Regions from separate parts of the Mus musculus genome. Here regions 1, 2, 4 and 5 are each linked to region 3. Evidence: chromatin loops called from intact Hi-C (ENCODE). Cell type or tissue: heart. All regions are shown on one strand. Links, peaks and the distances in the headings refer to the core of each region. The heading gives the core; the rest is flanking DNA.

Region 1 (6,275 bases), core at 868-5,867, 300 kb after region 3:
CACTTCAGTGGAGACTCTGAAAAACTTCCATGTCTGAGTGAAAGTTATGGTACCAGATCCGAAGCTCTGCATTGCTCCTCCTGGGACATGAAGGTTGAGCCTTGAGCCTTTCATGAGGAGAGAAGAGAGACAGCTCTCTGGAGCTCTGAGCTCTCTCTCTCTCTCTCTCTCTCTCTCTCTCTGGATGGAAGCCAGTGCTTCCCTCAGACTCCACTGCCAAGCACGGTTTTACTGTTGCTTGTCGCCTGCGGGCAGGATGGATGCCTTTGGCCCTGGCGACATGTTCATTCTCTCTGTGGCCAGTTGGCTGCCTCCAAGTCTAGGGCCCCATAGCAGATAATATTTGCTGAACTCCCAATTAATTTCCTCTGCCTACCCTAATAGATCAAGACTAGAGCTCTGCATGAAAACCAAAGGCCAATGAACTTGGAAACATCCTGATTTCACAGCAATCTACAACAACAACAAAGGGGCATTTTGGTCTGGGAAGAAGAAAAGTCTTTTTTTTTTTTTAAGAGTTTTTATTTATTATATGTAAGTACGCTGTAGCTGTCTTCAGACACTCCAGAAGAGGGCATCAGATTTCGTTACGGATGGTTGTGAGCCACCATGTGGTTGCTGGGATTTGAACTCGGGACCTTCGGAAGAGCAGTCGGCGCTCTTAACCACTGAACCATCTCGCCAGCCCCCGATAGAAAAGTCTTGTAATCCAAGAATGAGGACTTAAATTAGATTCCCCCAAACCACATATCTCACACACACACACACACACACACACACACACACACACACACACACACACACACACACAAAACCAACCAAACACTAAATAAAATAAAAAAATCAGCCACAATACTGCATGCACCAAAAAAATCACAGCAGTTCATGCTTGTGATTCCAATCCAAGAACATCAAGACAAAAGAATCTTGCTGGCAGCCAGTCTCACCAAATGAATGAACTCCAGGGTTAATACAAGACCCTGTCTCAAAATATAAGATGGGCTTATTGGTGCATGCCTTTAATCCCAGCCTTCGGGAAGCAGAGACAAGTATATCACTGGAAGTTCAGCCTGGACTACAGAGAGAGTTCTAAGCCACTTAGAGTTGTATGGTGAGACACTACATCAGAGGGGGTTAGGGGAACACAAGCAAGGAAGACAATTGACAGTGACCTCTGGTCTTCACACACATATGTATACATACATGAACTGGTACATACATTTACACAAAAAGTTTTCTTAGAGGAGCAAAATAACCCTAAGAATAAAGAAAGATGGCTTCAGCTTCCTTGTATGGTAATGAGCGTGGGAAACTGTTGAGTCCCAGTGATGTGGAAATTTCTGGCTGTGTCACATGATGCAGACTTGAGTGATGTTTGTTGAAGCAGATTCAGTGATGTTTTGAGAGGACACGTGATGTTTGGAGAAAAGATAAGTAGAACTCGACAGACATTGACAGCACCACTTACATAGCTAGCCTTGCAATGCTTTGTTGGCCTTTTGTCTACACTGATCTTCGCTTCATTGAGAGAGGCATTGCAGAGGACTGCTGGCATTCCGGCTGATCCTGGTCACTCTTGCTGACGCATGCCGATTTGGTAGAAGCCTGGCAGTTTCTGCTTTGTGCCACTGCTGCAGATTTGTGTTTGGTGATCCAACACTACTGAACTGGCATGCTGGTATTCTGACAATGGAGATTTGAATCTCCCCCAAAGAACTACTCCTATACAGACTTACCTCCCCATTGTCCCACTACCCATTTTTTTCTCCCCTACCTTTGGTCAGTGGGCTGGAAGCGGGGATGAGGGAGCTGAAGCATTTGAGAACCCTTATTAAAGTAGGTTAAGAAAATCTAAGCCTGGGCTGAGAGATGTCTCAGTGGTTAAGAGCACCGACTGCTCTTCCGAAGGTTCTGAGTTCAAGTCCCAGCAACCACATGGTAGCTCACAACCATCTGTAATGAGATCTGATGCCCTCTTCTGGTGCATCTGAAGACAGCTACAGTGTACTTCGATATAATAATAAATAAATCTTTAAAAAAAAAAAAAAAGAAAAAAGAAAATCTAAGCCTACATCCCAGCTATCATAATAAATCATGCAGGGTGGGATTTTGCAAAATGCTGATGTGTCTTCTTGCAGGACCACACCATCTTCACATCCTTGGCAGTAGGTCATTTTGATACCCATCCCATCCATTCTTGTTTTGCTTCTGTTACCGTGACCAAAAGAAACAGGGGAGAGCTGGGGTTTACTTAGTGGGCTTTAGTTCTGGTTAGAAGAACAGTTCTCAGCCTCTGAGTCCTGGCCTGAGAAGGGAGGCAGAGTGAAGTGACCAAGTCCCCTGCTTGCTTGCTTGCTTGTTCTCAGCTAGCTTCTGCTTGTCGTACTCAGGACCCCTTTGCCTGTGGTATGATGTTACCCACAATGGGCTGGGTCTTTCTTCGTCAGTTAGCAATCAAGATAACTCCACAGACAAGCCCACGGCCAGCCTGAGCTAGGTTCCTCGTTAAGATTCGCCTCCCAGGTGATTCTAGTGAAAAGTAAGCACGATACCATTCCACACCCAGATGAGGGTCTGCAAGCCCTCAAAGAGGGCTGGACAATCCAGCGGTTGGAAGCTGCTTCTACTTCATTTCATAGCCTGTCTGAGACTACCCTTTCATCGGTAGCCTGGGAAAGACAGAGGCTGGGGTAGGGGCCAGATCTCCTTTGACGTTTGTAGGTGACAGGAGGTGGGCTTTAGTTCTGATTGGAAGAACACTTCTCAGACTCTGAGTCCTGGCAGGAAGAGGGAGGCAGAGTGATGTGACCAAGTCCCCTGGAAAGAACAGAGGAGACGGGACTTAAAGACAGACAGAGAGAGAAACGAACATGGGAGGGCAGCTATCCTGTAATCTTGAAGACCCAACAAGATTTCACCGTATATTTCTCACAGGACAGAAGTGATAGCAATATGTAGGGCAATTCTAACCTGAGTTTTGGTCTGTGGTTAGTAGAGAACAGCGTGGGTACCACCTTCCTTTAACTTAGGGGAAGCAAGGCCCAGACCTGTTCTTGGAGCGCCCCCTGGTGGAAAAGATGGAAATGATCTGGTTCTGGGTTTGATGGAAGCTCATCTTGCTAGAAGCCTTCTGAGGACTCCAGGGAACAAGAGGAAGAAAGACTCTCTTGCCTTTGGAGGGTATGGTATGGGGCCAGCTCTCCCCTCTGTAAAGCAGCTGCCTGCTCAGAGTCTGAAGAACTGCAGTCCTCCGATGTCTGCCTGCTGATGTACGTGTGTATGTGCTTGTGCGTGTGTGTGTGTGTGTGTGTGTGTGTGTGTGTGTTCCCCCTTCCTAGATTAGCCTCAGCTAATCATATCATCATTTCTGGCACAAGGAAGATCCTTAGCTATCTTTGAAGGATACTCCTATTCCTTTCTTTGATCAGTCCAGCATCTGACCAGGCTCAGAAACTCCAGACTCAAGTCTCCATGTGAAGCACAGGTCACCTCTGAAGCTGACACTGGGTGACCAACTGCACCAGTCACTTCTCCTAACCATCCCCCTGTGTTCTCGTAGCCTTCCCAGATAACGGCAGCTCTGATCACCTGTCAGCCCCATGTGGGTGCATACTTGCTACACTGCATTCAGGGGATCAGCTGTAATTTGAAGATCCAAGCTCAGAGGAGCAAAGGCTCTTGACTGGGAGATGGGGGCTGGCAATAGAGGAGAGTCAATTGAGGCTGCAGCTTCAAGAGTAGCAGCCAGCTGTCCTGGTTAGGCCAGAACCTTCTCTTGTCTAAAGCTCAGGGAGCCCAAAGGAAACAAGAGGCTATTCACAGACAACAGTTGGGCAAGTGTCAGGCCTAGGTCTCAAGAAGGGCTCTGTGGCTCTGGGCTCGTGTAGATCTCTCTGGTCTCCTTTCTATATTCGTATAATAGACTGGTTGGAAAGGTGGCTTTCTAAAAATCCTTTTCCACTTTTATTATCTTTAATACACAGAGACAGGCATATACATAGACACATATGTAGACACACATACATATAAACACACCTATATAAACACCTACACACACACATATATATACAAATGCGCACAAACACACACATAGACACAAATACATGGGTATATATATGTATATATATACATGTATATATATATGTATATATACACACTGACACACAAACACACATAGACACACATGCATAAACACATATTTCAACTAGCTGATGGTTCTACTAGATTTAGAATCACTATGGAGAGCCACCCCTGGGTGTGCCTGTCAAGGAGTTTTTAAAGAGGTTTAACTGAGTATGCTGCCTACAGGAAACACATTTGTGGACACTGAGGTCCCACTTGATGGAAAATCCAGGCTTCTTCACTTCTGCCTCTTAAAGAGTGTGAATCAGGGTCACTTATGTTACCATCTATGAATAGTGGTACTTTGACTTCTTCCTTTCCTATTTGTATCCCCTTGATCTCCTTTAGTTGTCTTATTGCTCTAGTTAGAACTTGACATACTATATTGAATAGATACTGAGAGAGTGGGCAGCTTTGTCTTGTCCCTGATTTTAGTGGGATTGCTTGACGTTTCTCTCCACTTAATTTGATGTTGGCTATTGGCTTGTTGGCTATTGCCTTTATTGTGTTTAGGTATGGTCTTTGTATCCAAGGCTTTTGACATGAAGGACTGTTGGATTTTGTCACAGGATCATGTGATTTTTTTTTTCATTATGGTAGATTGCATTGATGGGTTTTCCTATATCGAACTATCCCTGCATCCCTGGGATGAAGCCTACTTGATCATGGTGGATGATGTTTTTATGTATTCTTGGATTCAGGATAAAGATGGAGCAGAGATTGAGGGAATGGCCAGCCAATTACTGGCCTAACTTGAGACCCATCCCATGGGAAAGAACCAACCCCTGACACTATTAATGATACTCTAATATGCTTGCAGACAGGAGTCTAGTGTAACTATCTTCTGAGTGGCCTCATCTAGTAGCAAATGGAAACAGATGCAGAGACCACAGACAAACATTAGGTGGAGCTTGGGGAATCTCGTGGAAGAGTGGGGGAAAGGATTGAGGGAACTGGAGGGGCAAAGGACACCACAAAAAGACCTATAGAGCTAACTAATCTGAGCCTATGGGATCCTGGAGACTAAGAGCATGCAGGGGCTGGACCTAGATCAGCTACATATTTGTAGCAGACGTGCAGCTTGGTCTTCACGTGGATCTCCTAACAACTGGAGCAGGGGCTATCTCTAACTCTGTTGCCTGTCTTCAACTCCCTTTCCCCTAGCTGGGCTGTTTTGTCTGGCCTAGGTAGGAGAGCATGCACTAAGTCCTGCTGAGACTTGGTGTAACAGGTTGAGTTGGTACCCATGGGGGCCTCCCCTTCCTGAGGAGAAGGAGAGGGTAGTTGGGGGATGGGGTATGTGAGGGTAGAACTGGGAAGAGAGGAGGAAGTGAAGGCTTTGATCAGGATGTAAAGTGAATAAGGAAAAAAAGAGTGTGAATCAGTGTGTGACACCAGCTACTCATGCTCTGAAGTGGACATCAGTGCATGGCACCAGCTACTCATGCTCGCAAGTGGACAACGGACTGGAGAAATGACAGCAGCCTGTTCAGCTTGCACGGGGTTTGGGCCTTTGCTTGCCTCCTCAATGGCTGGATCTCTCTCACTAATATGAAAACATTAAAAAAAAAAGAAAAGACGACTTGTAGGAATTGGTTCTTTCCCTCCCAACTTAGAGATCAAACTTAGGGGACTAGACTAGGCCAGGCAGTGGCACCTGTATTCTCTGAGCAGCTCATTGGCCCCTGATTCATCTTTAAGAGGTATTTTCAAGCTCACAGCAAAGCTAAGCAGAAAGCAGACTGTTCGGTTACACTCCATTCCTTACTGTGGAGACATGTCCAACATTCTGCACTGTAGGTATTACCTGTGATAGTCGCTGAGCCTGCCCTGACACACCTCTGTCATGTACAGAGTCCATAGCAGGGTTCATGTACGTTCTGTAGAGTTCATGAGTTTAGAGAACTAAACTGTAATATGCACATACCATGCAGTACCACACAAAATAGTTCCAGAAAACAAACAAACAAACAAACAAACAAAACCTCTGTGCTCCAGGCTAGAAAGATGGCTCAATGGTTAAGAGCACACACTGATTTCTGCATAACTACTTGTAATTCTAGCTCTTGGGAATCCAATACCTTCTTCTGACCTCCTCAGGGACTATACACACATGACTATGTCCACACAAAAACTCAAAAAAATGTAAATAT
Region 2 (6,275 bases), core at 810-5,809, 280 kb after region 3:
GTGTCCAATTACATGGCTAGGGTTCAGATGCCCACAAACAGTTTCATTTTTGATGGTTCGGTAGCTGTAATTCCAGGCTGCTATTTCACTGTATTGGAAGGCACGTGGTTATCTTTGCTCCTTTCTTCTTCCTCACGCTTAAACCAGCCCCCCCCCCACCCAAAAAAAAACACATCAAGAAACCAAATAATCCGGGAAAACAAGAGGCACCGTTTGTATTCTAAAGGCTGAAATCCTCGACATAAGTAAAGGGACGATTCTGACACTTGGCGGTAACCTCCCAGATTCAGGTCTTGCATCTGTGAAATGGGCTTGGGCTGGGGGCTTCACGGCAGGACGTTGTCCCCAGGTATCAACAACTCATTGTCTCCTGACTTTCGGGTGTTTGAAAGCTCTTGGGCCTTTTTGGGGGAAGCAGGTCCAAACCCTTCCCGGGCCAATTTGCCTTCTAGAAGCCACAGGGGACACACACACACACACACACACACACACACACACACACACACACGGTGCGTCTGGCATTTTGGTTTATTGCCTTTACAAAGGTTTTTGGAGGTCATCTCAGACTTAAACTAAAGAGTGGGGGCGGGGGGGGATGCAAAGTGAAAGGGGAAAGGATCGGGGGAAGGGGGCGAGAGAGGGAAGCTGCAGGGTTGACACCAAGAGAAGGAAAGAAAATAACCCAGAAAAGAATCGTGCCGCTGGAAAAACTGGGGGAGGAAAAGAGCGGAAGGTATTGCTTCGGGAGGCACCCGAGCCGCGGGGCTTATAGAGGGACTGGGCCTGAAACTCGGCCACGTCCTCCCGGCCCTGCTCCGAGTGTCCCCGGTCAGGGAAGGTAAGAGCCGACCCAGACTCATCTAGAGACGGAGCAGAGGAAGTCGCAGCCCGGGGCTCGTCCGGGCGAGTCAGGGTGGGCACATTTCTCCCGTAGTAGCATTTGCGGGGGACGGAGGAAGTAGTTGGGGGCAGGGGGCGATAGTGCCACCCGGAGCCTCGCGGAGTCCCCGGTGTTCGGCTGGAAGCTCCTGTCCCAAGTACTGCTCTGCGCTCTGCATTAGGCAGCGGCCGAGTTGGGAGCACACCCGTAGGGGCCCGCGAGGTTTTTCCTTGTCTCTTGGGCGACGACCTTCGGGAGATAGTCAAAAAGCTGGTGACCCGCGCACTGACAAGATCTCCGAGTCTCCACCTGAATCCTGATGGCCTAGGGACCTTACCTCGGCGACTGGCCCAGCCTCAGAACTCCTTCAAGCCTTTCTCTCCTAGTACAGGGACCTCAAACTCCGGAACTCCCGAGATGGAGCAAAAAGACACTACCTACGCATTCCCGCGCCAGAGGAGGGTCCCTGGGGGGGCGCTCTCCAGATCCTAGGGGCGAGGGTTACCTTCCCAGCACCTTGCGAGGGTGGGTACCAGTCTGGGCCCCATAACACCGTCACTGCTACTTGTAATTTCTTCGCTTTGCCCCTCCCTTTGGAGAAAGAGGCAGTTTTACCCAAAGGTAGCGCTGGGTGAGCCGTGGGTTTGAGAGTTAAAGAGGGTCTTCTGTCTCAGAGGAACTTCTTAGCACCAAAATATCTCCAGGCCAACATTTTTTTTTAAACCACAAATTGATTATTTTGAGATCTCTCTCTCTCTCTCTCTCTCTCTCTCTCTCTCTCTCTCTCTCTCTCTCCTCTCTCCACATTGATACACTGATGATCCTTCAGTGGTAGAGAGGGGAAGTGTTTTTTCTGGGTTAGTGTCTTCTTTGCCTCCTTTCATCCTCCAAAGTCCAAGAGCAGTCAAACGAAATGTGTTTTGTTTTGTTTTTGTTTGGTTGTTTTTTTTTTTTTCCTAACTCTTGCGATAAAATTCAATGCTCCTGTCTGGACAGTTCACATCCAAGAAGGCTTGTGTGTGTCCAGCTCTGTGTAGCCAGCTACTTGAACGCTTTCTCCGAAGATTATGGTGACAACAGGGTGACAAGAACCAGGGAACTAACAGCTCTTGAGTAGTCATTTGTACCAACCTGTACTTGGAGGTGAGACATGTATGTACACAACCTTTTCCGCTCCACTTTTAATTTTTGTCAGAGGAGGTCAGAATTGGCAGATTAAAAAAAAAGATATTATTTGCAGAGTTATGAATGTCCCCACAGAAACTATTTCTATCAGACCACTAGTTGTGACAGGGTTAGGAAACCAGTTTAAACTGTTAATCGGCCACAAAAAGGGCCTCAGATCGACGCCTTTCATTGTAAGGCTGTAAAAGCTAAGCTGTACATCGGGAAGAAATTAGACAGCGGCAAAACCATTACCTTGACTTCCCACAATAAAGACAACCTTAAGAGGGGCTATTGATGGTTTCAAATTACATCACAGCAGTTTGTGGGTTCTTCCTCCGAGCTCATGGAATACAATTTTAAAATGTGGATTCTTCAAAGAGCAGTCGCCGGCATGGTATTCACACATGGACAGGCAGCTACCCTTTGATTTTATTTATTGCAAAGTGGAGGTGAAGAGAGGAAAACAAAGACAAACAACCAGAATAAGGAGTTTAAAAAGAATCATGTCCGGTTTATATTTCCCAAGCTTTCTGTGCTCTTTCTTGCAGGGAAACTGGGGTGGGGGTGGGGGGCGGGAAGGGGACCAGAGGGAAACCCCTGTGCATGGCCCGTCCTGTCCGCCCTCTGCTTCTGAAGGTTCCAATCTGCACTCAGACTTGTGGGTTAAAGTTGGGAAAGACATTTTCCCAAACACGACTCCAGGGCCAGGGTCACACCGAAACTCCACTAGTCCTTTGGGGAGAAATCTCTCCGTTGGCCATGGTGGCCTTGTGCCTTCCACCAGCCGATTCCCCCGAAAGAGCTTGTACATTGGTAAAATTCACCGAAAGCGGGTGGCCCACCCTCCTCTTTTACTCTCAAAAGTGGTCTCTGCATTTTCAGGAGTCTCAAAAAGAGGAAGTCCCTCTCAATCGCCATCCTTAAAGTCACCTTACTGTTCTCGAAAGGCCTATAAAAAACGGGGTACCCTGCCACCTCAGTTGGCGTTTCTCTAAGTTAGTGGTGGAAACCCACACGGTGTCTGTTATTTTTATCCACTAAAGACAGCCAAGCTGAGTTCTTCCAGCAAAGGGACCATGGCGATTTTTTTTTCCCTGTGCTGGGGCGGATGGGGCTGTTGGGGTCAGGAGAGCCCTGAGGGGACCTCTACAGCTTCTCTGAGAGAGTGGCGCAGTGGTAGCCTGGGTGCCGCATTCGCTGCACAGCACTGCCCCCTGGCAACTGGCGCACAAACCGCTCCGCTCAGCCTCAGGGCTTCTTTCCTGCCCACTGGGGTGAACTCAGCCTTATCTTTCCAGATCACATCCCTGCTAGCCAAGCCATTTCAGAGGCCTGAAGAAGGACCCCCAACTCTTGTAAGAGCCTCAGTTCTGTTCTCCCCAAAGGGATCCAGGATCTAGGCTGTAGGGTGAACTGGAGAGGAGAGGCTGCAGGAAAACAATGATTTCCATCTAGGAGGGGACAGGAGCGCAGGCTCCCGGTGACCTGGTCGAAATGTACCTAAGGAAGGAGGACAAACATGGCTGGAGCTCAGATTTCTATTGGGAAGCTGCCGCAGAGGCTGTGTTCCCTGACCTCAGCACGACCTAACCACAAGTTCAGCCCTACTGGATAGTTTGTTTCAAGCTTTGGGGCTGGCCCAGATAGAGAAGAGTGTGTTGAGACCAGGAGAGACAGGTTGACTTAGGTAAGTTACTTTTCCTTCCCGTATACAGGTTTCCTTGTGTGGTTTTCTATAGTGGTGATGAAGATTAATTGATACAATATCCTTAAGGGGTGCAAGTCACCTGTCCAACAATTACCGCGGGCAATCTCACTTCATCTAATGCTGTCCGCACAAAAGTAGAGGTTGGTTTTTTTTTAAGATTTATTTATTTATCATTTATATTTATTTTATTTTGTGTGTATGCGTGTTTTGCTTGCATGTATGTCTGTGCACCACATGCATGCCTGATGCCTGAGGCTGAGGAAGCAGCAAGGCTCCCTGTGGGTGCTGGGAATCAGACCCTGGTCCTTTGCAAGACCAAGTGCTCTTAACCATGGAGCTAACTCTCCAGCTCCCAAGGTTTTGTTTTAGTTTTTGTTTTCTAAGATGTGTTTTATCTCATGTATGAATACGTGTGCATACGTGTGCAAATGAGTTCATACCCAGGAAGCCAAGAAGAGGGCATCAGCTCCCCTGCAGTGGAGTTAGAGGCAATTGTGAGTCTCTTGATGCTAGCTAGTTCCAGGGACCAGACTCAGATCCTCTGCAAGAACAGTGCATGCTTTTTAACCTCAGAACCACCTTCCCAGGCCAGAGCTTTTAAAGCTTCATGTTACAAAACAAGCAACCGGTTCAGCAAACAGAGTAATTTCTCAAGATTCCACAGCTAGAACATGGCTGGAGGATGGCATGAAACTAACCCCTGCTTGAAAGACCAAAGCTCCGAGCCACCAAGTTGTGTAACGTCTTACAGTGGCTAGCATTTTCTGCTTTCCACCTCATCTACTTTGTTGAGACTGCAGTGGAAATTTCCAGCTGTGGAACCCCAAGAACTCAAGGGTGGTTTGAAGCCCTCTGGCTGAGACCCCCTTCTCTGGTCCCCAAGGTATACTGAGGTTATCTTGACTAATCTGAGCACCACATGCAAGGAACCCCTACTTTCTCCTCTGCCAAGGCTGCTCTTGTAGCTGGTCATGGAGGAAGTCATTGAGTCCCCTGGAAGACTGCAGAGGTGGAGAGGGGACTTAAGGAAGGACACCTCTGAACCCTATTTGGACCCTCACAGCATAAAGTCTGATCATCTCCTATCATAAACCGAGGCCTAGGTCACTGTACTAAGATGCCATCAGAAAGTAGGCTTGGTTGGGGTTCCCCAGAGGTTGGCTCCATGCAGTTACCCCTGGGTTCCTCAACAGGTGGTTGTAAACTCAGGAGCCAGGCCCTGAACCCACACAGCCCTCTCTCCAGGCACTATCCACACTGTGGGTAGACTTAGAACCTAAGGACCAAACACTTGGCCCTAACTCTGACCCAAGACATTTCTACCATGGAGCTAGGGGTAAACATCTGGATGGAGCTGTCAGCAGCACGTGCAAGGGACTCAGCGCCCCCTGGTGGCAGGACTTAGAACTCACCCCCTCGTCTTACCACCTTTGCCACCAGATACATAAGGAGATTCGAGGTAAATGTCGGTCTGAGAAAAGGAACATGCGCCGCACATGTACAAACATGGATGCACACATGCTTCTCTTTCCAAAACCCTTCCCCCAAGGCAGAAAGTAATGATACATGTTTACATCTATCGGGATTGTTAAAGAGACTGTGTCACCCCCACTCACTGGTCCATCTGATTTATGAAATGGGGAGGCAACTGTGATGCAAACCTCTCTGCCATGCAGTGTTCCCAGATGCCTAAGGCTACATGAATAGTGCTGTTTATACTTTGAAAACCCCTTCAGAGAGAGAAAAGGTTCCTCTAAACCAAAATCAAGGGGGGAATTGTACCGAGAGTGTTTGCAAATGGGAAATGGTGGATTGACACCTGCCTTGCCTGCCTGATGGGTCTAATCCAGCCTTGTACATTAGAACACAGATAACTTGCTCTGTACCTCCACTAGGATGGCACCCTGCCCTCCTCTTTTCTCGTTTTTACAGGGAAGGAAGAGGCGTGGTCACTTTTCTGCTACAGAATTAGAAAGTCAGGGGCTGTTGTCCACTGAAGTCTTGAGGGTATGATGACTGGCAGGACTGTCTCAGGGAGCACATGGCCTTGAAATTTGACACAGTGGCCCAATTGGGTAAAACATACTCGAGGCCTGGTAATCTGGTTTCGCTTCTCATGTTTCCAGTTCTCAAAGCTGACCCTCAAATCATCTACTTGTGGAGATGAACTTCTCTGAGAGCTGGGGATAAAGAAATTGATCACAGAGCCTAGCCCAGCACTTGTTTCAGAAAATGTTTTATGAGTAGTTTCAAATGTCACCAAAAGACAAAACAGAATTATAATGAGCTCCTGGGGGGTCAAATAACAAAATCATGACAAATCTGTTCCCAAAAGACAACCCCTTCACCAAAACTTTAGTACAATCTGTTGAATAGTAGTTTCATGACTTGATCCATAGAACCTGGAGGAAGCTCCTCAGGACTCCTGATGTTCTAACAGGAGTTTCTTTAAGACTCAGGGAATATACAACTCAGAAGCTCCAGGAAGTCCCTGAAACTGACCAGATTCAGTAGCTCCTC
Region 3 (6,275 bases), core at 620-5,619:
GAAAAACTGTGCAAATGAACTGACCATTAAAGAATAAAACTGCAAGATGTGAGGGGATGTCAGGAAGCAAGGGTGTGTAGACCAGGGGAAATGGCATGGCAGAGATGTGGCTAGAAACCTTCTAGAAGTTACCAAAGCTATCAAGCCCTAGGCCCAAAAATACAAGGTGAAGAACGAAATCCACACTTGGCCTATCCTACTGAAGCTGCTGAGCATCAGACACAGAGGACACTTTAACCGAGATCAGACAGAAAAGAAACGCCACCTTCTGAAGGCTTTTCTCTGCAAGTCTTCAGGAAGACTGCCAGACAGAAAGGAGAACAACACATGTGTATCAAGATGTTTGTGGGGGGCCGGGCAGTGGTGGTGCATACCTTTAATCCCAGCACTTGGGAGGCCGAGGCAGGCGGATTTCTGAGTTCAAGGTCAGCCTGGTCTACAGAGTGAGTTCCAGGACAGCCAGGACTACACAGAGAAACCCTGTCTTGAAAAACCAAAAAAAAAAAAAAAAAAAAAAGCTTGTGCCCGCATGTGACAGAATGCCTGGGAACAAGGTGGACTCTGAGTATTTGCATTTCAACATAAACGAGAAGAATTAAGCAATACTGAAAAAATAAATACCTCATATCTTCATATTAAAGTCTACAAGAAGCCAGAGCAGTGGAGAGAGTGTGTGTGCTGGTGTATGTGTGTGCTTGTGTGTGTGTATATGTGTATGCATGTATGTGTATATGTTTCCGTGTGTGCATGTGTGAATATGTATGGGTTTGTGTATGAATATGTGTGTATATGTGTGGTTTTGTGTGTATGTGTGTATTTGTATGTGATATGTACGTGTTTGTATGTGTATTTATGTGTGCATGTGTGTGTTTGTATGTATATGTGTATATATGTGTGTGTATGTGTGTACATGTGTACACGTGTTTCTGTGTGTGTATACATGAGTGCTTGTGTGTATGTTGCTGTGTGTATATGTGTATGTATGTGTTTGTGTGCCCATGTATGTGAATATGTGTATATGCCTGCCTGTGTATGTGTGCTTATGTGTATATGTGTGTGTGTTTATATGTGTGTGTGTGTGTGTGTGTGTTTAAAGAAATCCAAGAGTAGTGGGCAGTGACACACACCTGTAACCCTAGACTCAGGAGATGAAGGCTGAAGGATCAGGACTTTAAGGTTATCCTATGCTATACCATGACTTCAAGGACAGCCTGGGCAAAAAAAAAGAAAGAAAGAAAGAAAGAAAGAAAGAAAGAAAGAAAGAAAGAAAGAAAGAAGAAGACGGAGAAGAAGAAAAGAGAAGAGAAGAGAAGAAAGGAAAAGGAAAAAAAGAAAAGCTAAATATTTACAAAGTTAAGCATCCACCTCAGAATTTGAATAAAGCAAAATAAATGCAAAAGTTCTCCAGGTAGAGACCTTCACAAAATGCAAAATGGCTTCCTTTTTCCTTGCAGGGTTTCTGGTGTGGAAGGTCCACCCACCCACATTGCAGGCAGCTCAAACGCTGAGTTCCAATGGTATTTTGGGCACATGGCTATTTAATTAAAGTTAAACAATAGATTCTGCTTACTAAAGACAGGTACTGCTAGTTTTCCACTTATAGCAGTGAAATATGGCTTCCTTTTAAACTGTATTTGGGAAGAAGACAGAATTCAAAGGGAAATATGAAATAAATAATACTGTGGTTTTCTGTGGCAAAAGGTTATGTTTACACTGGAAGTCATAGTGCCTGTTGTTATGCAAATCAAAGAATTTATACACAACTCAAGATCAGGCTTTACAAATACAGCTTGTAGGGCATCTGAAGTCCTAGGTGCTTACTCAGAACTCAGTAAAGGTCGGTTATTATCAAGATCATAATTAGTAATAACTCTTTAATAATTAAAACGTAAGAAACGTAATTCAGATTATGGCTCTAAAAATAGCCCTGAGATAAATGACTAACCCCGTGGAGTGAGGTAGAGCAGGCTTCACAGCTACCTCTCCGTTCCCACACTTGGCCTCTTGCTGCCCTGGATGCCACACACACATCCCCACTCTCCATGTCCCTCACCTTCACCAGCACAAGCGCCTCAATGTAGACAAACACAGGGGGCGCAAGACTGACTGCCCGGGCTTACAAAGCTGCTTCCTCCCCCCACCCCCACCCCCAACGAAAGCCTCACTTAACACAGGGCAGGAAATGAATCCCCACCCCTATGGTCGATTTTGCAATGTCCTAGCTAAGCTAAAGGGCAGAGATTTGGAGACAAGGCATCCAGTCCCCAAGAACTAAGACACTCAGTCCAGCCCACCCTCTCCTCGGAGGACGAGCAGGATCCGGAAGCAACTGAAGGGGTAGTCGCCCTGTACAGCTTCAGCAGAATCGTATTTGGCCACCAGAAAAGTGTCAATCTGTCCATTCATGCCCTCCCCCTTAAAGATGATTAGCAGTGGTAAGTACTCAGGGCCTTCGCCATGAAGACGTTTTTATTTCATTTTCCCAGGATGTGTCTGCTCTTGGTGATTCTTCTAGAGTTCCTCCCAGGAAATCCCACCGAAGTGAAACCCACCAGAGGGGAATGCTTTTCCTGTTCCCAACCTCGGCTGACAGAACTGTTTGTCTGCAGCCGGCCACCAGGCGGAGCCCCAGCTTTCTCTATGGAGCCATTTATGTCTTTTTGCAAAACATCTCTGTGGGAGTCCCTACTTCTACCAGTCTGGCTGAGGGCTTCCGCCATCCCACACTTAGACTGTAGGCTCATTGGGGTCAAGACGCTAACCCTTCCAATGGGCCTACAATCTAAGTGTAGGATGGCAGTCCAAGACTCAGGCACTCAGGCGCCTCAGGTTCTCAACTATGTGTTATGACTGGACAGGCATGCAGCTCTCTCCCAGAACCTAAGAGGCCAACTGTGGTAAACGCATGGCTCTGAGTCAAAGGTGTTTTATCACAGCAATAGAAAATTAACTAATATTCCCTGTAACAAATGGAATCCTTCAGCTCCGGCTAGGAACTGGTTTTAGTGGCAGCTTCTGAGAGGACCAGAGGGACAGCTAGCTGTCACACTTGGAAGGTGGGAGGTCCTGCCCAGCTTCAAGACAGCATCTATTACGCTGAAACTCAAAAATTGGGCTGTCTCTTTGAACTGGAATTAAAGCCATATTGTGTCTCATACTATTGTCTTTGAATAAAATCTAATCCTCCTATGAACTGACCTTGACCCAGACAGCCATTTCCTTCCGCTTGAGTTCCTGCTTAGACGGCCTCATCCAGGACTAAGCTCTTCCACCTAGGCCATGATCAGGGGGGAGAGACATAGCTAGCTGGCCAGATGGTCATTGCTGGAACTCACTGAGCCCGTGCCATCATAGGGAGTCTGCTTGCCTCCTCCTACAGCCTGGCCGAGAAGCTCGCTTTACCCTCCTAGGTTCAAAGGCATCTTCCACTACTGAATATGGACTTGACAGGCAAAACTCAGGCAGGGGTCATCTCTGTGCCTCACTGCCCCCCAATGCAAACACACTGGAGCCAAATACTCAGCTCTCAGCTCACCTTCCAGTCTGGAGTGGTCCCCAAAAATCAGTTTCTGTCAATTTAATCCACTGGACAGTAGCTTTGAGAATTAGCTTGAATATTAAATATCCCATAGAAGGCAAGAGGTATGGATTCAGATTCTACCTTTCCACATCCAGCTGGGTGATGTGAGCAGACACACACACACACACGCACGCGCACACACATACATGCATACATGCACACACACACACACTTTGTTCCTCCGCCCTTACAAGGTTTGATTTAAAGGGAGAGGAACAAGAGGCCTCTGACACAGAACACATCAGTCTCTCGGCTGTGAGAAATGCTCACACTGTCCTGAGAGTGAGACTGAGCCCCTGGCCCACCCTGGCTCTGCACCTATGTGAACACTTGTGCTTTCCTGTGTCCTGACAATGGACTGCAAGTTTCACAAGGGAGTGGCATGGTGGTCTGAATGCTTGCCTGGAGCACGGTCCCAGAACCAGCTTGCAGATGAGTTCTCTCCTTCCTTTCAGAAAGACGTGAGGACGTCCTAGAACCTGAACCACATGCTACTTGGGATCTACATCTCCTGGGAGATACAACAATGGCATGGGAAGATCTTTCATTGCTCTGGTTCGGTTCCCTCTGGGGTGTCCGTTAGGAACTCTGCTTCCTGATACAGCTCCTTCCACACACCCACCATAGGGAGGGATTAAATAGAAACCTGCTTCTCCCAGAAAATGACACACAGGAAAGCTGGCCCTGGCTTCAGTGCTAGCCAAGTGCATTTTCCCCAGTGACGAGGTGGCCTTAAGAGAGAGAGAGAGACAAAAGCTTTCTGTGGTGGCCTCAGCCTTCCTACCCACTCACCCCAGTTCTGAGAGCTGACAGCCAGCTGCTTTCCTAGACTTGTGGGACAACTCAGAGACTTCACCGTCACCGTCACCAAGGCTGTCGCCAAACCATCACAAATGGATTAGGTGTAGTGGGCTCTTCTGTCTCAGTCAGTGCCAAAGCCCCACTGAGTCCAGGGAACACAGTCTCAGCTTGGCATGAAGCCCTGGCAACCCTTATGTGGGGACTCTTTCTGGCTTTATGAAAAGCCTCCAGTGCTCATAGGTACCTGGGAACATTCCGAATTCTCTCCTTTTTTCATTTGGATGCCAACAGTTACCCTGAGGTGCCTTGCGCTCTGTCTCCCAGATAGATTCTCTCTCAGCCGGAGAAAATGGGGCAATTTCAGAGCAAGTCTCGTTGGTGACCCTGGGTTCTCTGGGCTCCATGACGCTGCCACCTTACAGGTCTCTGATCCGTGTCAGTATTTTCTCCATCCGAAAGGAAGCTCTCATCAACAGTCTTTCTAAATGCAAACAGCAAAGGTGGCATCCAAAGACAGCACCCTTACAATCTCCCACACTCAACTGCCTATGCGGGGCTGGGCGAGATGCGAGGCAGAAGACAAGCATGCCGCCGAGGACGCGACCCGCCTGCAATCTGTTTTGACTTTTTCTCTCTGTTGCAGAAGCCTATGATTCGCAGTTAAATTTGACCAAATAAACAAGCTCCATTTTCAGGTTCTGCAAAACCTACAATTCTGGGAAGGCTGATGTGGTTGACACTAAATTGATTTCAACGCATCCCATTTCTGGTCTAATGCTGGGCTCCTTTGAGCAAGAACAAACGTCCTCATGACGGCTTCACTCTACCTGAATAGGCTCAGTATAAACACACAGGAAGCACAGGCGTCCAGATTAATTTTCCTTTTTTTTTTTTTTTTTTTAAGAGAAGAAAATATGGGGTGTTTTACTTTTCAAAGATTAATTTCCCACAGAGTTTTACAAAACGCCAGGGTAAGGCTTTCACATGTTAAACAGTCATCCTGCACCCGGAAAGCTCAGGAGGTGGTAGTTTTGTTTTGTTTGCTTCCCTTTTCCCATTCTTTTGTGTGTACTTGGGGAGACTCAGGTTGACATTGGGAGTCATCCTTGATCATTATTCTACCTTATCCATTGAGATGGGGGTCTCTCCACCAGACCCAGACCTCTCCAATATGGCTAGTCTACTCGCCAGCTTGCTCAAGAAATCCAATCTTTGCCTTCTGAGACTAGACTTAAGGAAAGCTGCTACACCCACCTCCCCAGCATGTGCCTGAGTTCCAACGATCTGAACCCTCAGCCCTACTCTTGCTCACCAGCTGGCTTTACCTTCTGAACCCCAACCCCTGGCCCAGGCCCAGCCCAGGCCCAGCCTCAGCCCCTGCTCCTGTCCCAACCCCTGCCCCAGCTCCAACCCTGCCTCAGCTCCAACCCAGCCCCTGCTCCTGCCCCAGCCCCAGCCCAACCCCTGCCCCTGCCCCTGCCCCTGCCCCTGCCCCAGCTCCAGCTCCAACCCAGCCCCTGCTCCTGCCCCAACCCCTGCCCCGGCTCCAGCTCCAACCCAGCCCCTGCTCCTGCCCCTGCCCCAGCCCCAGCCCCAGCCCCAGCCTGAGCCCCAGTGCATCCATTTTACCCCCAACAACTGTCAGAAATCAAAGGGCATCCTGGATGTTAAAGCTCAAGGAAAGGTTGGAGAGTGAACCCCAAGCATCTGAACATCCCCTCAAAAAATCAACAGAGGCTGCTTGACCCAGGATAGCATGAGCTCTGAAGGACACGACCACCACAGAAATGAACTGCACCGAGGAAAAGTGCATTTCTCCCAGAGGAATCTAGTCTGCATTAAGCGTGAAAAGTTTTATGGAGAACTTCATGGGGTTGTGATCAAGTATAGAACT
Region 4 (6,275 bases), core at 693-5,692, 160 kb after region 3:
ACCTGGTGACTCAGAAATAGGCAACTCTTGGACCATGCTCAGAAAAACATTGCTGAAAAACCAAGTTTGTGCATGAAGCCAAGACACCCATGTCATTTCCAAATGCCTTTGGTTGAGGGACTCTGGGTGCATGCATCTCTTAGTGTAGTAACTCGGCTTCACTTACACATGAAGTATGGCCTCGAGACAGCCTGGGCTCCTTTAACTACAATAATGTCCCCACAGATTTCTCCCCCGGAAGCCAAAGGAACCCTGGAAAAGGCACCCATGAGTCACACTAGCTTGCTCTAGGAAGAAGCTGCACCTTAAGAATTAGCTCTGTGTTACCCAATCATCTGTACTGGGCTGTGCTGGTACAAGCCTACAGGCTCGTGTTGCAATCCCACAGGCTAGTATTGCAATCCCAGTACTTGGAAGGGAAGGCAGAGGACCAGAAGTTCAAGGTCATCATCTGCTACCATGGGGTTTGAGGCTTACATGATATATGCCTCAAAAGATAAAAAAATAAAAATCTTACAACAGAATAATTGTTTTAAGTCGTATTTACCCTAGAATGACCACAGATTTTGATTCTAGTTGTCACTGGTCCTTTCTGAGAATACTGTTATCAGGTTAAAGGTTAAAGGTTATCAGGTTAAAGGTTCAGTGGTAAAATACTTGCCTAGCATATATAAAGGTTTAGATCCCATCCTTAGCCCTAAGAAGGAAGAAAGTGGGGAGAGGGAAAGAGGAAGTCGAAAAAAGTCTCATGCACATTGTGAAATGACAATCACACATCATCATCACCAAGTTCCAAACAGCACTGCCTTGCTATGATGACTAATAGGTACCTGCTGTTTGGGTTAGGCCCTTCAATGCTGGTGGCCCATTCTGCATTGAACAGCATTGGTAATCCATGGACTTTCTGTGTATGTGGACATGTATGTGTGTACGTGTGGTGTGTGGAGGACTCCACTAAAGCTGCTCCCTGACCAAAAGACCAGAATCCATGACACATATAAGCCAACCAGACACACTTCCTAGATTTAATACTGTCTGTAGACCCAGAAAGTCACCACCATCAAGGACCAGGTCTTATTCACTGGTCTCTGCTGCCTTGCCCAGTGCCTGGCTATGAATATTCAGTGTATGCTTGTTGAATGAATCACCCAGAAAGCCATGCACCTTCAACAAATGCTGAACTAAGTCTATCATTTTCCAAGAGAATTCTACAGAGAGAGAGAAAATTGTATGATGTTTTGTAAGGGAAATGTCCACTTTGATAGCTGGGAAATATGCATCGGAAATAGTATCCTAAGTTGCCATTTGTCCATGCATTAACAATGTCAATCAGCCCAATAAAATAAAGCCTGAGGGGGGAGAAGACAAAAGGAGAATTACCTCATTACCTCAGCATCTGCTTGAACATAAAAAAAAAAATCACACACTGGCTAATTTTTTTTTTAAGGGACATAATATAACTTTCTAGAAAGACATAATATACCTAATTATAGCATTCAGTAGACGGGAACATACAATGTTGTGGAGTAATTCAGAAGTGGGTGTGACTTATAAGACACAGAGCCGGGGAATGGTACATATAAATTAGAGATTGTTCATATTATGACAGACTCCGTCAATGCATTTCACAACTTTTGTCAAGCACAACGTTACTCTCAACACTGAAGGCTCCCACTAGAGAAGGCTGTTGTCAGCTCTGCAGTTCACACAGCAGCCTCCCTCCTGAACACCCTTCCCTGGGGAACAGGTTCAAGTCTCAGCCTTAAAGCTCATCAATGGGGGCAACTGCATGAGAAGACCAAAATGGTCAATACAAATAGGTGAAGATCCAAACTTCACTTGTAGCCAGAGCAATGTAGGTTTTAAAGGAGGCATGTTGCCAGTTCCGATGGCAGACATTCAGAAACCTGCCAGGCTGGCCAGCTGACGACTACTGTCAGCGCATGTTAACCAGCAAATGATGACGAGGGCTTTGCTGGGGGAACAGAAACTGGCAGAGTTAGTGACAGAGGAGGGCTTCTTACTGAATGGCAGAACATCATAACATGCATGCCACCGAATCCAACAGTCCATCCCTAAGAACCCATCTTAGAAGCAACAGTAGTCTATTGACTTGCACGCCTCTTTGATTAATGACTGTCGACCAGATGAGAAACTTCCTAAGAGCCAGGATGATCTGATTCACTATCTATAGCTACGGAGTCCGAAACAGGGGCCTTGTGCATGTTAAGTAACTGATAGTTGTTACAGAAACAAAAACATAAACATGTTAGCAGTGAACAAGGAAAACGGAGCATCCAACCAAAAATCTTCTCCTTGTTCATATTAGGTTGGGAGACTGACTCACCATGGCAACAGCTCACCATCACCACAAAAAAACCTGACCATAATACTGGTATACCCAAAGACCTGGTTGCCATGTTTACACCTCAAATCCCCAACTTCCCAGCTAATTCCACAGGTAAAATAGCCATTAAAAACTCCTAAATAAGTCTTTTAACGCAGTCTGGTTTTAAGATATGAAAATCTCACCATAGACTGAACAAATAGTATCTATGTGACCAGTCCAATGTCCAAAACCAAGAGTACTCTCAAGAGACACAAACCTAAGTTCTATTCTCCTGGTACGCCCTTCCTCAGGAAAACAGAACCTTTAGAAATACTAAGGCCACAAATTTGTTTTCCAATACAACACAACAGAAAGCGCTAGACACTTAGGAACCCTCCCTTCTTCAAACATCAGTCCAGCAAAAGGCCTGAGGAGATATGTGTGGATGTGGTCACTGTTAGTGCACTCTGAGAATTACAATAAAATAATAAAAGGAAGTAACATATTTTACTTTGTTTTACAATCATTTGCAAGATGACCATCCATCAAAAGATCTGGTATTAATACCAAAAGTTTTCATAAGTCCAGAGTAATGAATCAAAAGTCTTCGGGTGTGAGACACGGGAAATTGTTATTAAAAGTAAATACTAGTGAAATCCAATCTTCTATGAAAATACTTGAAGGATTACAAATAAGGCATTCTGTCCATCCATTGAGTCACAGGTGCGATGTGGGCTGACTTCAGGCTAATTGCAGATGAGAGGGGGAAATGAAAGCAATTAACACCCATTCTGGATTTCTAGATGCCACATAGGGAAAAGTGCTTCATCCATTTCAGCGAGGTTAGGTAACTCCCCTGAGGTCACACAGTACAGTGCTGTGGAGCCCTTTCTGCGGAAGTGTGGCTGATGGATTTGAAGAGCAGCAAGCGGCTCAAGTCCTTGCTAGGACCTCTTAAGCCACCTGGCTCAGTCACAAGACTCAGTGATGGGAAGACACCAACTTCCTGGAGAGCTGAGTCAAGAAGAGGAATAGGACCATTGAGCAGGGCCCTTCCAATGTTAGCAAGTCCTGCAGCAAAGAGCATGCATGACCTTTTACCTCCTAAACCTGTGCAGTTCCTCTTTCTTGACCCATATTCTCAAACCACACTTTGAACAGGATAATTAGTCGTGGTATTTTTAAAGTGTGTCAGATTAACTGTCTCTAGGATCTTGCTTTGTTCACAAATGTTCTGATGGCAATCATTAGCTACCAAGCGGTAGAGAAAAGCATGCAAAACGGCCTGGATTTCCAGCCCCAGCCCCGCTTCCTCATTAAGCCCCACACAGGCAGGGTGTCGACTCACTGACTAATAAATTGCTAAAAATGGGAAGTGATAAGAACACATCGGTTCCCTGAAAAATCCCAGCTGGGTAAAGAAAAAGGAACTAGACCGAACCCAAAAGAAGGGAACGCTGCAGGCCCAGGAACGCCAAAGTGTGCAAGGGTGCGGCCTCAGCTAGGAGCCAGGCCAACTGAGCCACTACCCGGCGCCCAGCGATCCTACCCTACCCGGCTCGCTACTCCCGCGTGGACTGAGGTGCGTGCCCTGACCCTGTCCACGCCCGACGCGTGTCCCTTTGCCCGGGTCGCGCGCCCTAGTCCTGCAGGGCGCGCGATCCCACTGCGGGAAGACGCTGCAGCTCCTCCGCCCAGGGCGCTGCACCCCATGGCGCTTGGGGATGCGGGGTGACCGCGGCGGCCTCACGGTCCCTTGGCCACGGCTGGCACCTGCGGCTGCGCCCAGAGCTGTCCCGCCCGAGGCCGCTGCTGGGCACCTGCGGCAGCCGGCCCACCTACCTTGCTCCTTCAAGCTGGTGATGAGCTGCAGCTGCTTCTCCTCGTCCGAGCTGTTCATTTTGGCGGGTGGGGCTGGGGATAAAAGGCAAGGAGGGAGAGGCGAGGGGGACACGGGGGAGGGGGAGCAGAAAGCAAGATGCCGGTGGCGCGGCGTGCGGCTGCACTACCCGGAAGTTGGGATCGCTCCCGCTCCTCCTCCTCCTGGCGCGCCGCACGCGGTGAGATCATCCCACGCACCTACTCGCGGGCCCTGGCTGCCCCACCTGCGGCGGGCGGGTCTGGGCGCCTGGCCCGGTAGGGGCGTGGGCCGCTGGAGGCGGGTGAAGTGTCACGGCCCTGGGGCGCCTGCGATCCTCCCAGGTGGCTGTATGCGGTTCTGCTAAGGCCGCCGCTGCGCCAGGCTTTCCACCCGAGGCGCGCACCATGGAGACTCGACCCGGGTTCCCCAGGTCCGCCACCCTAGAGCTGGACAGCGGATCTGAGCAGGACCGGACGGACCCCAGAGGACCAGGCTCCTATCCTAGTTCTCAGTCACTGCTCATTGGAGCCAGGGCTGGAAAACCCTCTGTTCTACACCATGCACCTGTCCACCAAGCAAGTGCATGTTTGCAGTCTGTCTGGCTAATTGAGTCACCGCAGTCTTGAGGAGTAGGGGGTAGTGGGTAGCAGTCTGAGGGAGGGAGGGAGGGAGGGAGGGAGGGAGGGAGAGAGAGAGAGAGAGAGAGAGAGAGAGAGAGAGAGAGAGAGAGAGAGAGAGAGAGAGAGAGAGAGAAGAGGTGATGGGGGCGTGGCAGTCTGATCGCAGTTCCAGCGTGTGTGAAGAGGCCAGAGTCAGAACCTGGGCCCTGCCTCCAAGTGCCTCACCAGGCCAGAACTGCAGGGAAGGTCATCTGGTTCCGGTGGGAGGATCTTGCATCTTGGGGAGGCTGGCACTGCACTCTGAATACCCAAGGTCACTTTGTTGCATGACAGGGAGCCTCCTGTGTAAGGACTGAAGACAGTCCTTGCCTCTCTTAAGGACCCTCGGTGGCATTTACACCCAACTCTGGGGTAGACCTGGGCAAACATATCTAGGCAGGCTTGCATTCTCCAACTCTAGTTCTCCTAACATTTGCTTGACTCTCCCAAGCTCTGGAATTGGTCTAAAGAATGGAAATAATAAAGCATACTCTTTTAGAATTTAAAAAATTGAACAGGGAGAGGAATTTGACCACAACATCAAATCTAAAAAATAGAAGTGCTTGTCTAGCATGCGCTAAGGCCCCACAATCCATCCGGTCCACCTCCAATAAGGTGGACCGAATGGATAGGTATGCCGCCTGCTCTGCGCAGAGGATTTTTTGTTTTTTATGATTACAGGTGTTATGGTTGCTAATAACAAGTTGAGAAAAGCACAGTTCTTTATTCCAATCATTAAGCGCTCCAGATAAATCCGGGTTAAGTGAGCCTTCTGCACAGCCCTCGTTTTCTTCATCCTCTCTAAACTCATATAGAACACCAGCTCTTCATTCCTTGCGTCTCAATTTAGGCAAACGCCCCAACTCGGCTGGTAGTGGCCCTGCCAGGAGACGTGTATTGATATTCCCATAGATCCTATTACCAGTATCTTTCTGGTACTCATTATTCATACCATCTCGTGGTGACCGTTGAAAAATCAGAATCGGCTATTCCCTTTTAAGAAATGGCAGTGGTTTAGAATGCATAGTTTAACTGTTCGGGTGGCCTGAGGTGGCAGTGTGGATTTCTAAGTAAAAAGAATGAAAGATGGAACTTTATGAAATTATTTCAGTGTGGGGATTTTGCTATTTGGTCCTTCCTGGAATGTTTCATAAGAATGTTTCATAAGTTCAAAATATTTTCCAGTCAGCTACAGTGATGATCATAAAGATTGGTATAGGCTCAGGACACACAAGACCAAGTTCTCTGCCCAAAGATTTGCCCCAAAAGGACAAAGGTCAAGGAGTAAGAAACAAAGACAGGAGATAGAGGATGAGGGAGAAGGAAAAGGGAACAAGGGAGGAGGGGACATGGTATTTGTCCTAGAAAGACAAAGGACAGCCTCTAGATGGGAGCCAGACATGGCCCATAGGAAAATGGTGGTTTA
Region 5 (6,275 bases), core at 598-5,597, 170 kb after region 3:
ACTTTTTAAGAGCAACTCAATGAGAAAAGAATATAACCTTTTCCACAAATGGTGCTAGAACTTGTGAAAACTCACATGCAAAACCAGCAAACATCAACATAGGCTTTATAGATGAGGAGCGAACTAATCTATAATACTAAAAATAAGGGCTGATGAGATGGCTACCTACACAAGCCTGGCAGCCTGAGTTCAGTTCTCATAGCCTAGTTATCTTTCCAGTTGCTGAGATAAACATGACTGGAAGCAACTGGGGAAGGAAAGAGTTTATCTGACGTACACTTCCCAACTTCAGTCCATCATGGAAGGAGCCAAGGCAGGAACTGAAGCAGAGAGCACATACGATTTGTTTACTGGCTTGGGCCCATGGCTTGCTTAGCCTGCTTTCTATACAACCCAGGACCACCTGCCCAGGGGTGGAAACACCCCTCCTACATCAGTCATCAATCAAGAAAATGTCCCAGAGTCTTGCTTACAGGCCAACCCAAAGAAGGAAATTCCCCAGTTGAGAGTCCTTCCTCTAGATGAATCTAGTTAGTGTCAAACAACAACAACAACAACAGAACTGAGCAGCACACCCTGGAACCCAGTAGAGGACAAAGGCCAGAACCAATTCTAACTTTTACCTTCATACACACACACACACAAACACACACATATACAAGAGATACATACACACATATATACACATACACATAAACACATACATAAAGAGAAACATACATACATACACACACACACACATATATATACACATACAAACATATATACACATAAACATTCATACACACAAGAACACATGCACATACACATATAAACACACACATGCATACCATGTATGCACTGGCTGATTTTGAGTGTCAACTTGATACAAACTGAAGACATCATAGAGGAATGAGCCTCATGAGGAAATGCCTCTGTGAGATTCAGATGTAAGGCATTTTCAACTAATGATCCATGAAGAAGGACCCAGCTGGGTGGGGCCATTCCTGGGCTGCAGGTTCTGGATTCTATAAGAAAGCAGACTGAGCAAGCCATGGGGAGTAAGCCAGTAAGCAGCACTCCTCCATGGCCTCTGCATCAGCTCCTGCCTCCAGGTTCCTGCCCTGATTGAGTTCTTGTCCTGATTTCCTTCAATGATGAATATCGATATGGAAATGTAAGCAAAATAAACCCTTTCCTCCCCAACTTGCTTTTGTGTCATGGTGTTTCTTTGAATCAATAGAAACCCTAACATTGACAATGTACTCACATACATTTGATAATTTTTTAAGTTAAACCTTAAAATAATGAAATTAAAAAAAAAACTTTAAAAATGAAATGAAAATCTGTATAATCTTAGGTCTGAGAATTCTTAAACACACCAAAAATATTATTCTCTCTCTCTCTCTCTCTCTCTCTCTCTCTCTCTCTCTCTCTCTCTCTCTCTCTCTCTCTCTCTCTCTCTCTCTCTCTCTCTCTCTCTGTGTGTGTGTGTGTGTGTGTGTGTGTGTGTGTGTGTGTGTGTGTGTGAGATAGGGTTACAGACTGATTGCTGCACTCAGCTTTTGTATGAGTGAGTACTGGGGAACCAAACTCGACCCCCACACTGTACAGGAATCACTTTACACACTCCCAGCTCCACAGCCCCAAATACATAGATTTGAGAGGTACTTCACTAAGCTCAACAACCCAGACTGGCTCGATTTATGCAGCATCCTGAAAATCCAAAACTTCAGAGAGAGAAACAGCCTATAAATTGTTTCCTTGGTGCTGAGGGAGAGGGAAGAGGCAGAGTACAAAGAGGGCTTGTATTGCAGACTTCTGTTCTGTTAGCCAGGGTTGTACTGTGCAACTCTGACTGGCCTGGAACTCTTTATGATAACCAGACTGGCCTCAGGTTCAAGAAGATCTGCCTATTTTTTGCCTCTTAAATGCTGTGATTAAAGGCATGAGCTATCATACCCAGCTATAGTGGAGAAGTGTAGGGTGTTAGAACTTCAACATTTGGTACTGGGGTGGTAGGTATATGACCACATATACTGGGCAAAATCCAAGGACATGAGTACCAATAAAAATTGACTTTATCAAATATAAATTAATTTTAAAACATTCAGTAGTGATAGAGAAATCCCAGAATGGGTTGCATAAAATAACCAAAAATCCCAAATGGATTACTAATGTATCATGTTACCCTATTAAAGGGGGTACTAGAGAGATGACTCAGCTATTAAGAGTACTTACTGCTTTTCCAGAGTACCTAGGTTCTGTTCCTAGCACCCACATGGCAGTTCACAACTATCTGTAACTCCATTCCCAGGAGATCTGAAATCTCCTGGCATCCATGGCATGTGTATAGTGCACAGACATACATGCAGGCAAAACACCCACACACATAAGATGAAATCATAAAAAAAATTAAAAAGTAAAATAAAGGAAGAAATAAAAAAGACTTGATCTAGGTAACTCAGAGTAAGACTATTTAGACGACCCCCCCCCCCGGCAATAGACAAAGAGAGACCTTGGTGGTGGTGGTGTTCTTACATTAGTGGGGGGGGGGGGGCAGAGCAGACGTCAGTCCTTTGTTCATTCTACCTTGATGCCTGGTTTGGTAGCCAGAGCTGTTTTATGCCCAGGACTCATAAAGATCAAATAAATAAAATCAAAACTACGCAGCGCAGCACAGGAGGAGGATACACAGAGACCTGGGGATGTCATGCCACCCACAGACTTGTCATCCAGCAGCACATGGCACAGGCAAGCCGTAAACACCCACTTCCTGCCACTCCATGATGCGTGGATGTAGGATGCTGCCCAGGGGCGTGGCCAGGCTGCAGCGGGAGCCACCACAATACTCCTAGTATGTGGTGGTCAGATGGGAGAGAAAGAGAAGTGGAGTAGCTTGAGCATTATGATGAGAGATGGAACTGGAGACTCCAGGGTGGAGAGGAGTAGCCTGTTACCGGTGGCCAGCTCCACTACCTGGGGCCATGGTGAGATCCCAGCGCGAGCTGCCACTGAGGGCCATGTCTGAGTCCATGCCTATGCAGTTTCAAGGTTTGGTGTAAATATCCCTAGCTCATATTACCACTAGAAAACACGGGATGTACCTGGTTGAGGCAGTTACAGGGGAGCGGAGAGGATAACGGCCCCGCCCCTCCCTGGTTGCAGTCATACTTCCACCCATCTCTCTCCGTTGGTAGCACTGGGAAGAGCAGGCCCTTCACCTCACTTGGGCAGCACAACAGAGCTGGCCCTGATGGTGAAGGCATGGGTGAGCCAGCCGTAAGAGTTTGAGAGCTAGAGAGCTGTCCCAGCCCCTCACAGGCTGTAGCACTCAGAAAAGTGGACCCCAACCTCAACTGAGCAGCAAAGAACTGGCTCTGGAGGCACATATACTGACGAGCCAGCCTGAGAGCAGGGAGCAAGAGAGCAGGAGACTCGGCCTCCTGCTGATGGTGACATTGGGTGGCCTAGCTGGAGCAGAGCTCACCCTGGTGGTGCAGATAAGGGAGAGCCGGCAGGATGACCTGCTCAGCTACCACTCAGGCCCAGATCCAGGGTGCTGAGTTGGCCCACCCCAAAATCTACATCATCTGCAAACAGGTGGAACATGTGAACTGGCCGGTCCTTCTGTGCCAAAGCTGCAGGATCTCCATGACACAGGGCCACAACAGGATAACTAGGAGGAGTCCTGATGAGGATTCAATATTGACGGTGTCACAGAAGCCAGAGATCTCGAATCTAATGACACATTACAATGAACATTTGCAAGGGAAGATGTGTGGACAGAGGGACACACTGTGACACACTGTAGCTTCCATGATGAGGTGTTCTCTATGCTTTTGTTTGCTTGCTTGCTTGCCTGTGTGTTTTATCTTGAAAAGAGATTACAAGGGTGAAAGGCAGATATGAAGAGACAGGGAGATAGCAGGACTGGGGAGCATGATGTGAAACTCACGAAGAATCAATGACGTTTTTTAAGAAAGAATATTTTGGCTGGATGCTGTAAGGCTAAAAGCAGAAGAGACTGTACGTAAACATGAATCAAGTTGACAAATTTACCTCACACAGGAATATGGATTCGCAGTTCTAACACTACCCTCCAGGTGTAGTTGAGTTGAATAAATAAATCAATAAGCTGCCAATAACAGAGGTTGGTTTCTCACAGAGAGTGGGCTACAGTCAACTCTGCTACAGCCTGGCTTTATGTGTTTTTTTAAAAAAACAAAACAAAAACAAAACAAAACAAAAAACTGCGCTGTACAGACACACAATAAAAACTGTAGGGATGGCAGGGAAGTGACGTTGCTGGCACAGCCCTCCAAACATCCTTCACAGTACATTAGACGTGATAAGACTCCATGGAAACAGCAGTCTTGCTCAGCCTAAATGATTGCAGAATGTTGTTTTAAAGTTTTAAATTACACTATTTTAGGGGAGCACACAGCACAGCATACATGTGAGGTCAGAGGTCAGCTTACAAGAGCTGGTTCTCACCTTCCGTTATGTGGGTCCCAGGACTGAACTCGGCTTCTCAGGCTTGGCGGCAAACCCCTTCAACTACTAACTAAGCCTTTTACTGGCTCCTAAACTGTTATAATTAATATTTTGATGTTATAAGTCATTTGGCTTTAGAAACATGGGAAGTTGGTCTGTAAACTTGGTCTCTGGAAATACTGCAACTTTTGAACCTGGTGGAGTGATGGGAAGGGTTTGAGGGCCCCCCAAGGGGAAGCTGTCACTACCATCAGATGAGCATAGCTTGGAACCCACGGCTTGCCAGCTGGACCCCACCCATAGCTCCTCCCATGCCTCCCACCCTCATGCTTGTCCTGCTTCTCCTTACTTTGATTGGCAGCTCTCTCAAGGGAAGCATTTAAAATGAAACTGGAATCTCAGCACACCATATAGCCTTCTTCCCTTAAAATTTTAAATAATGTTCATTTCTTGTTGGTCTGTATGTGGATGCACATGCTACAGCACACGTGTTGAGGGCAGAGGACAACTTGTGAGGACGGATCCTTGTCTTCAACCTGGTGGGTTCCAGACTTGAGTGAGGGTCAAACTCTGGACACCTGGCTTGGTGGCAAGTGCCTTTACCCAATGGGCCATCTTGCTGGCCCTTCAACTTCAGTATCTATTTCTATTGGCAATTCTTCAGTTACTCTGTTAGCTCAACTCTCGCTGTGCAAACAGCTAAAGGCTTCGGACATCAACCACGGTTACATCTACTGACCCTCCTCGAACCGGAAGGACCAATTCTATTGAAGTTCACAGGCAGTGCTTTCCTTCTGATCATGGAGAAGAATTCTCCTGACCTTTTCTGCTTCCCTTCCATCCGTTCACCTGGCTATCTTCTCATTTCCCAGCAGCCTCTAGGCCTCTTCCTCTTACAGTTCCACCACCTTCATTTGTCTTCCTTCACGAATTGTTGCCGAGGGTCCTCAAGGTAATCCACTTTGGTTTCTTGCTTGAGCGAGTCCATGAACTTTCTTTCAAAAGCACTTTACTATTCCCCACAACTATTTCCAGCTTGTCTTTCACATGACGTTTTCCTTTTGCATTGGTTGTTTGGTGCTTGTGAACTTGGACATACAGATGTATTAGGAATATTGAAATATATACATATACATATATACATATACATATACATATACATATATATACCACCTGTGGGCTTAGACTTTTTTAAACACCTACTTTAATAAGTGTACTTAAATGCTTTAACCTCCCTTTTAACCTACCACCTACCAGAAGCAGTGGAAGGTTAATAGGACAAAGGAGGATGTGGACCTGTTTATAAATAGTTCTTTGGGTTGAATCAAATTTTGTCAGGATATCAGCAGTTTAGTTCACAGTAATCAGCAGTGGTTGCTTGATGCAGCAGAAACTGTGAGGCTCGTCAGTCTGAGTCCTCAGAAGTGGCAAGAAGCCACCAGAACATCATCAGATGGTCTTTGGTGCATTTCTCTCTACAGAGTCATGACAAATGAAGACCAGCAAAGAGTGACAAAGTGAACCAATACCACACAGTGTCATCCATATTTATATCCTTTTCAAACATCATGTGTCCGCTCAAGCATCTGCTCTGGCAAAGCATCACGTGTCCTTTTTCCAGACTGCTTCTCTCAGTTTCTCTGGAATTGCTGTGCTTGGCTTCAAACTAACTCTAGCAATCTGTTCTGATCTCTTTGCTCCTTCTCATTCTCTGGCTTGTACTGTCTTTGATTGTGTCTAGCCTGTCTCTATACAACTGTCTCAGTAAAACTGCTTCCTCTCTCTGTCTCTGCATTGCT

Evidence for each region. Hi-C counts contacts between places; a loop is a spot of excess contacts. Peaks named below come from ENCODE experiments on the same cell type or tissue, not always from the same donor. Only the 100,000 strongest peaks of a DNase experiment are listed, where the experiment ranks them.
Region 1: a loop joins it to region 3, with 6 times the contacts of the local background. A loop is called at or near these places in 39 of 42 quality-filtered maps.
Region 2: a loop joins it to region 3, with 5 times the contacts of the local background. A loop is called at or near these places in 38 of 42 quality-filtered maps.
Region 4: a loop joins it to region 3, with 2.2 times the contacts of the local background. A loop is called at or near these places in 5 of 42 quality-filtered maps.
Region 5: it touches region 3 in a loop (3-fold over the local background); 5 of 42 quality-filtered maps call a loop at or near these places.

What each region holds. Positions count from the first base shown.
Region 1 is chr19:59,205,619-59,211,893 of GRCm38, forward strand. No RefSeq gene overlaps it. Among named protein-coding and RNA genes, the nearest start is that of Kcnk18, 11 kb to the right of the region's middle. In heart, for the core only: a CTCF peak has its summit at 3,063 (motif pointing left); no DNase peak of the experiment used is centred there; H3K27me3 peaks cover 2,336 bases.
Region 2 is chr19:59,193,240-59,199,514 of GRCm38, forward strand. No RefSeq gene overlaps it. Among named protein-coding and RNA genes, the nearest start is that of Kcnk18, 23 kb to the right of the region's middle. In heart, for the core only: CTCF peaks have their summits at 3,274 and 5,154 (motif pointing left); no DNase peak of the experiment used is centred there; H3K4me3 peaks cover 631 bases; H3K27me3 peaks cover 3,757 bases.
Region 3 is chr19:58,908,960-58,915,234 of GRCm38, forward strand. Mir3086 (microRNA 3086) reads right to left here and starts at 2,800; the gene lies at 2,714-2,800. It also overlaps a transcript of Hspa12a not described here. In heart, for the core only: a CTCF peak has its summit at 2,617 (motif pointing right); a DNase peak (open chromatin) is centred at 2,682; H3K4me3 peaks cover 1,008 bases; H3K27ac peaks cover 709 bases; H3K27me3 peaks cover 2,354 bases.
Region 4 is chr19:59,071,284-59,077,558 of GRCm38, forward strand. It overlaps Shtn1 (shootin 1), which reads right to left and starts at 4,786. Exons shown (of 17, transcript NM_001114312.1): 1 at 4,172-4,786. The coding sequence starts at 4,229. In heart, for the core only: no CTCF peak of the experiment used is centred there; DNase peaks (open chromatin) are centred at 3,748 and 4,388; H3K4me3 peaks cover 1,497 bases; H3K27ac peaks cover 842 bases; H3K27me3 peaks cover 4,016 bases.
Region 5 is chr19:59,081,031-59,087,305 of GRCm38, forward strand. It overlaps LOC115489094 (a small nucleolar RNA gene), which reads left to right and starts at 2,471; the gene lies at 2,471-2,621. In heart, for the core only: a CTCF peak has its summit at 3,471; no DNase peak of the experiment used is centred there.